Linked DNA regions of Homo sapiens: all the other regions are linked to region 1. A link is a contact called in ENCODE Hi-C or POLR2A ChIA-PET data. All regions are on one chromosome and are shown on one strand. Each heading gives the region's core, a stretch centred on a gene start or an enhancer-like site at or near the end of the contact. The rest is flanking DNA. Distances are from core to core; before and after follow the strand shown.

Region 1 (4,034 bases), core at 696-3,195:
GTAAAACACCAATAGGCAAAGGGCATCAAATGATCTATTTTTAAAATAGAAATGTCATTTTCCATAGTGTGAACTCTATCTGTATGAAATAACCTATCTAGTCATGCAACATAGTGAAAATCAATAGAATATGAAAGTACTAGTTATGATACGTAATATGTTTACAACAAATGTAACATCCCATGTGCTTGACTGAATTGAGCTTTAATGCCTTCATTTAAGCTTGGCTGACATGAGATTAAATGTTACAAGATAGGATATTTTTAAAAAAATCCAGCACTCCAGCCACATTATTTAAATATTTTTGGCAACTCTGCATTTTAATTTTAAAACACTTTTTGCCTTTATTAGGATTTTAGATCTTTGAAACTATAATGTGACATTACTATTGTTGTGAGAATAGGAAGAAACATTAATCTGCATGTTATCATTGCTTGCAGATGTTCATTTTTGTCCTATTTAAATGACTGCAAATTTTGTCATTTTTTTCTGAAAAGGCACTTCATTTTATATGTTACATCAGAGATGATATGAAAATTTACATTTCATATGTATATATAATGGAAAAATATTCTATCAGATTCTATTAAAATATAGCTAAGTGATAAGTCAGAAGCTCAAATTAGGTGTTCAAAAACGTGTTCGAGTAAATAAAATTTCTTATTTCTATTAGCCAGGAATTTTACATTTGCAAGTTGTAGAAATACAATAACATTGATTCAAAGCCCCCAGAAAGGAAGTGGGATTTATTGACTTTATAAATCTCTGAAGTCCCAAAGTTTACCTTCACATATGGTTGTATCAAAAATGTCATGAAGACTCTGTTTTTTGTTTTGGTTTTTTGTCTACCACCACCACCCAACCCCACCTGCATCCCATGCCCTTGTTTTTCTCCAGGTTAGCCTTATTTTCAGTTAGGTCCTTTCCTTCTAATGACCCTAACAGTGCCCAACTTTCATCTTCCTACCTAATTCATCAAGGCAGAGGAAAATCTCTCTTGTACAATAGTTACCAAAAATGTCACTAGTTAAATTTCAGTACCAAGGCATGAATACTGAGGTTACTTCTAGGTCTCAAAAGTGAGGTCATCCTACATGGATTAAGAGTGAGGAAGAGGTGGTTTCCCAAAGCAAAATACAAGCATTATTTACACAACATGTATACACTACATAAGCTCACCTGAGATAAATATATATTTTTTAGTATATTTCAGTAATGGAACTTCACCAGCATTAGAATTCTGCAAGGTGTCTAAACTATTCCTAATGGTCACCTATAATTTTGAAGGCTAATATTTTGTCATTTTAATACTCTAATTTTATTTAATTTAAAGGAGAGTCTATGTGAATAAAGTATTATTAACAACATTATTTGAAGAATATTTATTTCATTGCAAACCAGAAATCCATCTCAAAAATCCATTGAATTTTCTAACAATCAAATTCACCTAATAAATGAAGTTGGTGCTAATAAGTGACGACAATATGCTTGAGTTGTTTTTCTAAGAGAAGGAATTTTTTTTGAGGTTAGTACATACATAGGAACTTGTCCATTCTCTCATGAGTAGCTCATATGTGCAAGACACTTGGCTGGTCAGGGTGAGATACAGTCTGTGATCACTATGTCAAAAAAAGCCAACTGGCCCAACAGAGATCAAACCCCTGACCTCAGCCTCATTTCATGTAGATTCAAATCAGTTGTGCTTACTAGCTACAGACATGCATGAGTGTCAGTAAATATCCCAGATTTCCTGACATAGGATCCTTCCCTACCAGGCCACAGCTGAGCTTAGTGAGCCCAAACTGATGACTCATCCAGAAGCAGCCATGCAAATCTTGGCTTCCTGAGGAAGGAACCAGAACAGCAGGCCAAACAATCCTTAGAAGCTGATAAAGCTTAAATCAGCACCTTCTCCATTTTCCAGCACTCTCCTCTGCCTTCTCTGCCTTGGCATACTGATGTATTATACAACAGTTACATAACTTCTCAGGAAATAGAGCCCAGAGCCAGATGCTTTCTGAAGAATTAGAACTATTATCATTTTTATTGCTATAAGTTTGAGTTGTTCTTTTTTTAAAAAAAAAATCTCTTAGAGAATGATATACTCAACCAAATACAGATCTGGTTTCAGTCATAACAGGATTTAAATCTTGACTTTCAGATTCCAAGTTGGCATAACTTAAACAAATTTTTATGTTTTTACTGTTTCACACTCTACAAATCAGGTTCCAAAAGTATGTCAAGTATTTACCTTCAACATCTAATGAACATGTTCTATTCTCCCCATTATCTCCATCATCTCACTTTCTGGTTTCTCTCTAAATGGAGATTCTTTCTAGCCCTTGATATATGTGACTAAAAAGATATATTTTACCCTATATTTTATATTTCATACATATTTTATATTTCATACAATTTCATAATGCAGTATTTGACAAAGTGTGCTTAGAGTATTTACTTATATGTAGTTAAAATACTTGAAAAAGTTTTTGTGCTGGAGCTTTCCCAGTGCACAATGCCTATCATTATATTCACTTCAGATCATTACTTATTAAATATCTTTGATAATGAAAATCCTGATCAGAATTTATTGACTGAGCCTATCTTTTTAAAATATACATTTTATTTTACAGGCCTTAACACTAATACTCTATTCTTCTATCTATTATTATATGGTGATAGTAAGGTTCAAATTTTCTGAAGATTGAATCAGATATTCGGCCACTAAGTAGCTTGATTTAACCTCTATGTATGTAGATAAACAAACAAAATCTAAAGAATAAAGGGTCAATTTTATTAACTGTTATTTTAAGCTAAGAAGGAAAGAAAAGGAATGGAGGCTGGATAAAATAAAAGAAGAAAGAGTAATAAAGGAAAAGAGGAAAGGAGGGAGGAAGAAATGCAACAAGGTATTGCTTATAAATTTTCCATATACTTTTGTATCAGTCTGTTCTCACACTGCTATAAAGAAATAACTGAGACTGGGTAATTTATAAAGAAAAGAGCTTTAATTGGCATGTGGTTCCACAGGCTGTACAAGAAGCATGACTAAGGAGGCCTCAAGAAACTCACAATCATGGTGGAAGGCAAAGGGGAAGCAGGCATGTCTTACATGGCTAGAGAAAGAGGAATTAAAAAGAAGGGGGACGTGCTACACACTTTTAAACAACCAGATCTCATGAGAACTCACTCATTATCATGAGACTAGCAAGGGGGAAATCTGCTAGTCTCATGATAGCTGATTCAATCACCTCCTATCAGGCCCCTTCTCCAACACTGAGGATTACAATTAAACATGAGATTTGGGTGGGGACACAAATCCAAACCATTCAACTTTTAATACTATATTTTCTGTTTAAAACTCTGTAAAAATACAAAATTCAAAAACATATAGACTATTGATCCATAATATCAAAGAACTTTTAAAGTTAGAGTCAATAAGGTATGCATATAAGCAGTTGATACTGAATGAGTATTTGTTGAGAAACCCAGATAAAATGGCCAGGACATCTTTAAAATCTATTTCTGTGGTTTTTTTAAAAAATTTATTTCAAGCCAAAATACACTACAAAGAAAGCACAAGTTCATGAAGGAAAGAAATGAAGTGATCGTCTTATTTGGAAAGATTTATCAAGTTCCTTTTTTCACAGTTTGAGGCAACTCTGTGAGCACTGAAACCTGTGAAAATATTGTATATTGTACAACTGAAAACATTACAGATATCCTGAAAAATAACAAAAGTGAAACATAATGCTATTTCAGTTACAAAAAGTTAAATATAAAAATTTATAATAATGTAACTTATATGGATGGTTATAAACATATAATTCTAGACACATATAGAAACAGGTATAAAATACTGTAATTAAAACATCCATTAAAGCACATATGGACTTTAGAGTCTCATTGAAATTGCACTATTAACTTTTAAAGGGTCTTAAAGCTGCCAGTTCAGCTGTTTAAGTAATAGGAAGACTTGTAACAGGAACATACTAGGTCGATGTACTAGAAAAGCCTATATTTTATACCTCTTT
Region 2 (4,034 bases), core at 612-3,111, 110 kb before region 1:
CTTCTTCCTTCTTTTTTTTGTATTTTGTGATGCACATAAGAATCCCACCACTGTGCAATGATTCACCTGGATGCAGAGGAGTAGGCAGAGGCGAAAGGAAACAGGGATGTGAAGGAATGTGGGGCAATGGTGCTTTTGGGCAAATGAGCATTCCATGTCAAGTCCATGAATAATCATATTTCATGTCCAGTGATTTCTGTCTAACAGCCTACTTTTGGTTCCATTTCTAATTAGGGCACACAGTAAAAAATAAGGCCTTGAATAAAATTCCATTTTCTTTTACTAAAAATCACTAATTCAGAGTCAAGGGCAGCATCTCATCATTAATGTTGTTTTTATAGAATTGTTCGTACTAGCTATCTTTTAGCAGTTTAATGAAGTTGGTTTAACTAGATTAGTGTTTCATCCTCCATGGCCAGAGCTTGAAAAATTAGGCTTTCTGAGATTTAGAGTTACGTGTTATTATTACTTCAAAAGTGCTTTTTTAATAATATTAACTCTGGGTAGTGTTTATTCAGGGAGAACAAGTGATGCATCATATTTCATTTTTCTTTTTTTTTTTTTTTGAGATGGAGTTTCTCGCTTGTTTCCCTGACTGGAGTGCAATGGCGCAATCTCTGCTCATTGCAACCGCTGCCTGCCAGGTTCAAGTGATTCTCCTGCCTCAGCCTCCTGAGTAGCTGGGATTACAGGCATGTGCCACCACGCCCGGCTAAATTTGTATTTTTAGTAGAGACGGGGTTTCACCATGTTGGTCAGGCTGGTCTCGAACTCCTGACATCAGGTGATCTGCCTGCCTCAGCCTCCCAAAGTGCTAGAATTACAGGCATGAGCCACCGCGCCTGGCCCATATTTCATTTTTTCCAAGTCTTGAATTTATTTTTTGAAAAAAAATTATTGTGAAAACCTATGCCCAGAAACTGAGGATTAGTTAGGAAAGGGTTCTGTTCACAATTTATTGAACATATAGAGTGGTACATCATTAAAAAATGGTTATCTACACATTTCAACCAATTCTAAGGATGCAAAAAATTATTTTTTAATGTGTGTTTTGACAAGACCGTATCTTCTAGTACGTTAATGTAAAACACTAAAATGTCACTTCTATTATTTATTAATGAGGTTATGGGAGGAGAACAGAGTATTAAGAAGGTCAGAGAAGTCATTAATTGTAGGTTTAAAGAATGGTGGATGGGTTAATTGAGAATCCGTGAAAGGTTTTATTTTGTTTATTTGACTTTAGAATATTAAAAAATATTTTAGTCATTTCATTAAAAAGCCTTGGCATGGTAAGCTATCTTAGAAGTCAAAATATATATTGAATCATTTAAATATTCTTCATTTTGGACAAATAATATGATAGATTTTCTGAAGAAAACCAAATATTTGATGAGGCTCTTAATGAACAATGTAAAACTGTTTAATTAGAGTTACTTGACACATTCTTGTATTTAAAATAGTTCATTATAAACATTTTACTCTTGTATTTTTATAAAGACTGGCTGGAAGGAAGTCATTTTGGACCAGAGCCAACCCATAACACAATGCAGAGGTATTGCTTTTTTTGATAAGTTAAGAATTGCCCATTACAAAGGTCAAAATCTTTTTTTTTTCCTTTGCCAAAAGTCAAATGCTGTTATATTTATATTGTCCCTTTAAAATTATGATTAAACATTTTTATTTGTACCGTCTTTAGCTGTTACTCAACATCTGGGTAAAATGTCAGAGTCACTTTTTATCTTTCTTAAATGCTTTTGTTCCTACTCAGCAGCTGGGCTGAGAGTCACACTAAGGAAACAACGTAGACTCCTGCCTTACTCTGCGGGCTGCTACAAAGGAAGGGGAAGCCAGGTGTGCTAAGGGCAGAAAGTCTTTGTTCTGAAGCCCTCCTTGATGCAATTTGACCTAAACAAGTTCAATCTCACAGCGTGTTCTGAAACCTGATTGAATAGTAGTTACTCTTACAAATTAAGGTAAAGCAAGAATACGTTTAAGACTTTAAAAAAGACTGGTGATTTTAATGGCTTAGGCTTTCATTATGACTCAGCAGCATGCTGGTAGAATTTTGTTTTCAATGTCAGGAAGCAAGACCAGGATACAGGCAGTTTAGGTAGAGCAATCAACAGAGACACAGAGCAAAACTGCAGTTGAGCACAGTGTTTATGTTCTTGTGTCTGGGACAACTTGGTTCTCTTTGCGCGGTGTTTCTTACATGAAAACAATAGCCCTGGCATAAAAAACGATGTCTCTCAAGTGAATCATGAGTGTTCTTTTGTTTGTTTGTTTTGAGGTGGAGTTTCACTCTTATTGCCCAGGCTAGAGTGCAATGGCACCATCTCAGCTCACTGCAACCTCCGCCTCCCAGGTTCAAGCAATTCTCCTGCCTCAGCCTCCCGAGTAGCTGGGATTACAGGCGTGCACCACCAAGCCCAGCTAATTTTTTTTTTTTTTAATTTAGTAGAGATGGGGTTTCTCCATGTTGGTCAGGCTGGTCTCAAACTCCTGACCTCAGGTAATCCACTCTCCTCGGCCTCCTAAAGTGCTGGGATTACAGGCGTGAGCCACTGCCTCCAGCTGTGTCTTCTTTAATTAATACCCAAAGGGTAGTTTAATATATTTAAAAACAAGCTTTTGTAAAAGTGCAAGGTAATATAATAGTAGGTTTTAATTGGCCAGGCTGAATTACAAAATTCTACTTTTACTTTAGCAGTTTTCCTCAGTGCCGTATGCTAATGCTAATGGATAAATCTATGAGATATCCTCTTGTACTTAAGCTGATCCTGGAAGGGACTGAAATGAGCAAATTACTCCCTTCATGTACAATGTTCAACCATGTGAGGTAATTTTCTACTTCCAGTCCTCCTGAGTCCTTTTCACAGTACTGAAAGAAATAATTTCTCCAAATTGTTCCTCAGTGGCCCAGAACAGTGAAATCTTCATAAAGACAGAGCTTCTATAAACTTACAATCAGTTGTGGCAGATCTAAATGTTCAAAGTTAAAACTTGGTGTTGAAGGCGTCAAATAAAAAGTCAGTGAAGAAACATTTACATTACTGAAAAGTCCTTAATGTTTCACTGCTGTTTTCCACATGGAACAAGACTTGGTAATAGTTAAAGTCCTTTGAACAAAAAGAGGATAACTACTATTTACCTTCTAAGTCTCAGAGGAAAGCCTGAGTAAAGTCACTTCTCAACTCTCCTTGAGAGGAACCAGGCAATCATGGCAGGGACTGAAAGTTAAAGTGAGAAAGTGTCCCTTGAAAACACAACTAAACGATTTATCCTATGATGGTTCAATATGCACTTCTTAGAATATAAGGAAATGCTTATTTTCCTTTAAGAAACTATGAAAATAACAAGTAAGAACCTTTTCTTGCCATTTTTCTTTTCTGCCTGAATCTTGATATATTTTATCCTACAGAAGTTACATTTTAGCCAAAATAGGACAAATTATCTCTCTCAAGTTGGTCCTAAAACAGAATCCAGCATCCTGAAGTATTTATAAGTTCACAAACTATTTCCCACATTTCTCCTATTACCAAAGGTAAGAGATATTTAAAATCTCAAAAATTTCATTATCTGCATAAACATACTAATAGTGGTTAGGTTTCAATGAATTCCTTTTGGTTGTGTTTGAAACCGTGCTGTATAAATAACTAGGGTAACTGAAATTTCATTTGTAGCAGTACTGTACTTAAAATCTACAAATATCATAGGAGCTAAAGTTTTAACCAACTCTATTAGTTACTTATTACAAATAAAATCCTTCCAATTTCTTTACACAACAGTCTCTATTGAGTCAGGATACCCAGAATATCAGGCAATTAGAAACACGAAATTACTATATCTGTTCTGTCATAAACCAGGAGATTTAAAAATACTTTTTAATGAACACAAATTGCTCTATACTACCTCCACATTATAGCAGGCTTTCCAGAAACTGACACTGGATCTTTGGGATAAAAATAGTTGAAGACATCGAGTTGGAGAAACCATGTCATTTTTTATGTGAGTGGCAAGTTACAACACTAAGT
Region 3 (4,034 bases), core at 808-3,307, 73 kb after region 1:
CGAATAACAATATCTGATGACTCCTCATTCTTGCAACAGCCTCCTGAGTGTGATGTCTGTTAATGGTTCTTAATCTCCTAGAACTCGAAGGTCAGGAATAAAGTTTTGTTTTTTGGCTTTTTGTTTTGTTTTGTTTTGTTTTGCTCCATGACACTTCATTCAGTGCCCGAGTGTGATAGATATGGAATTTGAAAATGTGCTGATTGATTGGATAAATTAAGAGTTTCTAGAATAGTGCATAATGAAATTCGTCAAAAATGCCCATTTGTGGCCAGGAGCGGTGGCTCAAGCCTGTAAGCCCACCACTTTGGGGGACCAAGGTGGGCGGATCATGAGGTCAAGAGATCGAGACCATCCTGGACAACATGGTGAAACCCCGTTTCTACTAAAAATACAAAAATTAGCTGGCTATGGTACATGTGCCTGTAGTCCCAGCTACTCGGGAGGCTGAGGCAGGAGAATCGCTTGAACCTGGGAGGCGGAGGTTGCAGTGAACAGAGATTGTGCCACTGCACTCCAGCCTGGCAACAGAGTGAGATTCCGTCTCAAAAAAAGCCACTCAAAAAAAGCGTCTCAAAAAAAGTCCAATATAGAGAACATGGACTGTGAGTTTATAGTCCGGGTTCCAATCAAGGCCAGTCACTTAGACCAGCTGTCTAAGAGCTGCTGTGGACTCTGAGCAAGTCACGCAACACCTTTGTTCCTCATTTGCCTCACCTATTATGGTGCCACTCTCAGGAACTTTTGCCCACATTCACCTAGAAGGAGTCTGGGAAAATGCTATGGAGAGCCAGATAAACGTGTCAATACATAAGCACTTGTGACTGCTGTTAATATATAAGTCACTTTGTGGTGTGTGATTGTGACTAGTTTTAGTTGTTTTCCCAGTAGTTCATAATCCCCCTGGAGTCCGGGGGCTGTGGCTGTTCATCTTTCTGAGGCTGCTCTTTATATAAAGTAAATTTGCACTAGTCACTTTTTAAACAGAATAGAAATGGTATGTGACAAAGGTGATCTGACTATTGAAAGGTAAAATGGCTTGTGTTGATGGCAAAAATATTAGTCATTTCCTTTCTTTAAATCAACTTTATTTAAACTTACATATAATACAATTCATCTAACTTATATACAATAAAATGCACCAGTTTTAAGAATACAGTTGGATAAGTTATGACAAATGCATGCACTCATGCAACCATCACCTCAATCAAAATATAGAATATTATCATCACCTCAATTTCTCCTTGTGCCTTTCTGCAGTCAGTCCCTCTTCTGCATCCCAACCCTGGGCAACCATTGATCTATTTTCTGTCATGATACATTAGTTTTGTCTGCCAGTTATTTTTAATTTTTTAAGCTAGAATTGTTTCCATGTTCCAATGTGGACGATCTCTTTCTACGTAATCGACTTGTATATTAACATGCAAAGGATATGATGCACCAATTTTTCTGCAGATGTAAGGAAGGGCTACAGGTGAATTTTACCTGAAATTGAGTTGATAATGGAAAACACAATCTAACCTAGACACAATAGACTATATCCTTATTTTACACGATGCAACCCTGAGTCCCAGCAAGGTGGGGCCTGAGCACTGGCATGCCCCTTTGCATGGATTCAGGTCTCCTGACTACTTCTTGACCCATTGTTCTTTAGGAAAATTTATTGGCGAGTATATTAAAAAAAAGGCTATGTCTTGAAATTTAGGTGTCAGAGAGAACCCCTGAAACCTACTGAGTTTTGGATGCTCCCTCTGGAGGGGCTCTCCGTGGATCTCAGAGACCTTTGCTTTTTAAGTACTCACTTTTAGGGTGTCACTCTGGGAGCTGCGCCTGGGGATAAACTGATTCCTCAGTGGGGCTGTAACATTGCTCAGGGTCAGTGGTCACTAGGCAGGGAATGGAGCCCAGGAGGCGTGGGGAAAGGGGATGGAGGCCGGACGTGGCCAGCGGATTCAGGGCTTGACTCACACACTCACACAAAAGAGGCCGGAAAGTGTCCGGAGGAAGCCGGCGCGTCACGGAGGACGGATCCGGGACCCTGCCGCGCCCGCCCAGCGGCGCCCGGTCCCGGGTCCACAGCCGCACTCACTCCGCCGCGCTCTCCGCCACCGCCACCACTGCGGCCACCGCCAATGAAACGCCTCCCGCTCCTAGGTGAGTGCTCAGCGCCCCTGGTCGCCGAGGTCGTCGGAGGGACCAATCCCTTGTAGGGGACTGGATTTTTTAAGAGGTGGAGCTCACATGGCAAGTGTATTTGGCAAAATCTCCGAGGAGAATTGATTTAGTACTTCTCAGGATGTTTTTCTCCTTGACCTTTCAACTCTAAAGTTGAATATTCCAAGGTCCAGGGAATGTTACCTTTTTATTCCTCTTGAGGAAGTGTCCAGCATCCCCTTTCACCTTTCTTCTGTTCTGCCCCGAAGAAATTTGGGAAATCCAGACCATTAACACCCATGAGAGGTTTCCTGGCATTTTAAGGGGATTGCCGGGCCAGATTTGAGCTTCATTTTGAACATACTGTGCAGAAAGATAGTAAATGACATCTCCGAGGGTGAACTAATTCCGGCTTAGTCAGTATACATAGTTATTTGCCACTGGGATTTAGAACAGAATACTTAAGAATCTCTTGGTACCTGATAAGGACAACTAATGTTAGATGACTGTTTTCAGAACAATGACCTCATGCTTCATAGCTGTTGGTCCTCAAGACTCTTGAGTAGGCCTGGTAAAACAATAAAAAAGGAACCGACTTTACTTTTCCTTATTTTTTCCTATCAGTCCACAACATATAATTTCCAAATGTATTTCAATAACTCTGATGTATAGTCTTGTTCCTTGTTTTGTTTCATTTTTTTTTGTTCACATTTGTGTGCTGTTCCATTTCTGGAAGATCAATCTTTGACTATAATCTTGAGTTTCTTTTTTTGTTTTTGTTTTGTTTTTAAATTTCCCCTAATGGAAAATAAAAACAGTGAAATAAATTTTATTATGAATAATTGAATTGAAAACAATTGAAATTGAAATTGAAAACAATTGAAATTGAAAACAATCATTAGAACACAGAAAAAAACAGCAAGTGCATCTGTTCTCCTAGATAAGATGTCATCTTAAAATAACACAGATTTGAATTTGCAAAAACCTGAATACTCAATTTACCTTCATTTCTACACAGGATTACTCCCAGAGGAGGGAAATTGCTTTACAATCAGGCAGTTCCCTTTCAAAGTATCTCACCTCAGAATGAAGGGTAACACTTAATCAACATGCTATACTGATCTGGGAACACAGTTTTTATTATAAAGCTGAGTTGTTTATTACATTTTAGTTTCATTGAGATTTACTTGATAAAGGTTGAAATTGGAACAAAAAAAGCCTTCATCTTAAAAGTAAGTTTTACTTACTTGCTTTTGTGCTGTTACTTAGCTAAGTGCTCTCTTGGGAAAAATTTATAATCCATTTATCTAAATAGAAAGAGAGGATAATTTATGTTTATTATACTCTAATTCAACAATGGGGAGAGATGTTTGTTTTACTTTTTGAAAAGGTGTATTTCTCTATTTTATTTAGTGGTTTTTTCCACTTTGTTGAATTGTTCCTATACTCAAAATTGCACCAAGACACCTTGTCTCCCAAATGCAAAATGTGAAATACGCAATGGAATTGAAGCCTGCTATTGCAACATGGGATTTTCAGGAAATGGTGTCACAATTTGTGAAGGTAAACAAGCTTTGTTACTTCTTTTGGATTATACTGTAAGATTAAATTCTGATGGGACTGCTTTTCTGTCCTCCAGAAACTAACTTGTTTTGTGTTATACTGTTTAATTTCATACTATTTAAAAAACGCGTAAGTAGCTAAACAGTAAGTTTGACTTACCATGTCAAAATTTATACTTGTTACTGATTTTAAAAGACTTCATGCATATCTTATTTTTTGGTGCAAATATTAAAGATTTCCTTTTAGCTCATGCTGGAGATCCAGGTGTAGAGGGCATAGTCAACAGCTTTGGGAACAAAAGAGTTCACGAAATGTAT

The links. A loop is a pair of places that touch in the nucleus more often than their neighbours do. ChIA-PET counts read pairs that join two places held with the same protein, here RNA polymerase II (POLR2A). Pooled maps may share reads with other maps.
Region 2: a map of endothelial cell of umbilical vein shows a loop between it and region 1 (5-fold over the local background). The contact joins two enhancer-like sites. A Hi-C loop is called at or near these places in 5 of 168 maps with a recorded cell type or tissue (PC-3, Right ventricle myocardium inferior, cardiac septum and 2 more) and 6 of 50 pooled maps. POLR2A ChIA-PET finds 5 or more read pairs at or near these places in 1 of 52 experiments (endothelial cell of umbilical vein).
Region 3: a loop to region 1 is called in a map of endothelial cell of umbilical vein, with 7 times the contacts of the local background. The contact joins the promoter of ADGRL4 here to the enhancer-like site in region 1. A Hi-C loop is called at or near these places in 6 of 168 maps with a recorded cell type or tissue (Right ventricle myocardium inferior, cardiac septum, endothelial cell of umbilical vein and 2 more) and 8 of 50 pooled maps. POLR2A ChIA-PET finds 5 or more read pairs at or near these places in 1 of 52 experiments (T-cell).

What each region holds. Positions count from the first base shown.
Region 1 is chr1:79,077,767-79,081,800 of GRCh38, reverse strand. No RefSeq gene overlaps it. Among named protein-coding and RNA genes, the nearest start is that of ADGRL4, 73 kb to the right of the region's middle. RefSeq lists an enhancer at 1-4,034. Within about 2 kb of position 1,945, at least 2 of the 41 ENCODE cell types and tissues checked have a DNase peak (open chromatin) inside an H3K27ac peak, as active enhancers do; they include endothelial cell of umbilical vein, where a contact is called at or near this core.
Region 2 is chr1:79,191,383-79,195,416 of GRCh38, reverse strand. No RefSeq gene overlaps it. Among named protein-coding and RNA genes, the nearest start is that of LINC02792, 130 kb to the left of the region's middle. Within about 2 kb of position 1,861, at least 7 of the 41 ENCODE cell types and tissues checked have a DNase peak (open chromatin) inside an H3K27ac peak, as active enhancers do; they include endothelial cell of umbilical vein, where a contact is called at or near this core.
Region 3 is chr1:79,004,753-79,008,786 of GRCh38, reverse strand. ADGRL4 (adhesion G protein-coupled receptor L4) reads left to right here and starts at 2,057. Exons shown (of 15, transcript NM_022159.4): 1 at 2,057-2,154; 2 at 3,568-3,717. The coding sequence starts at 2,133.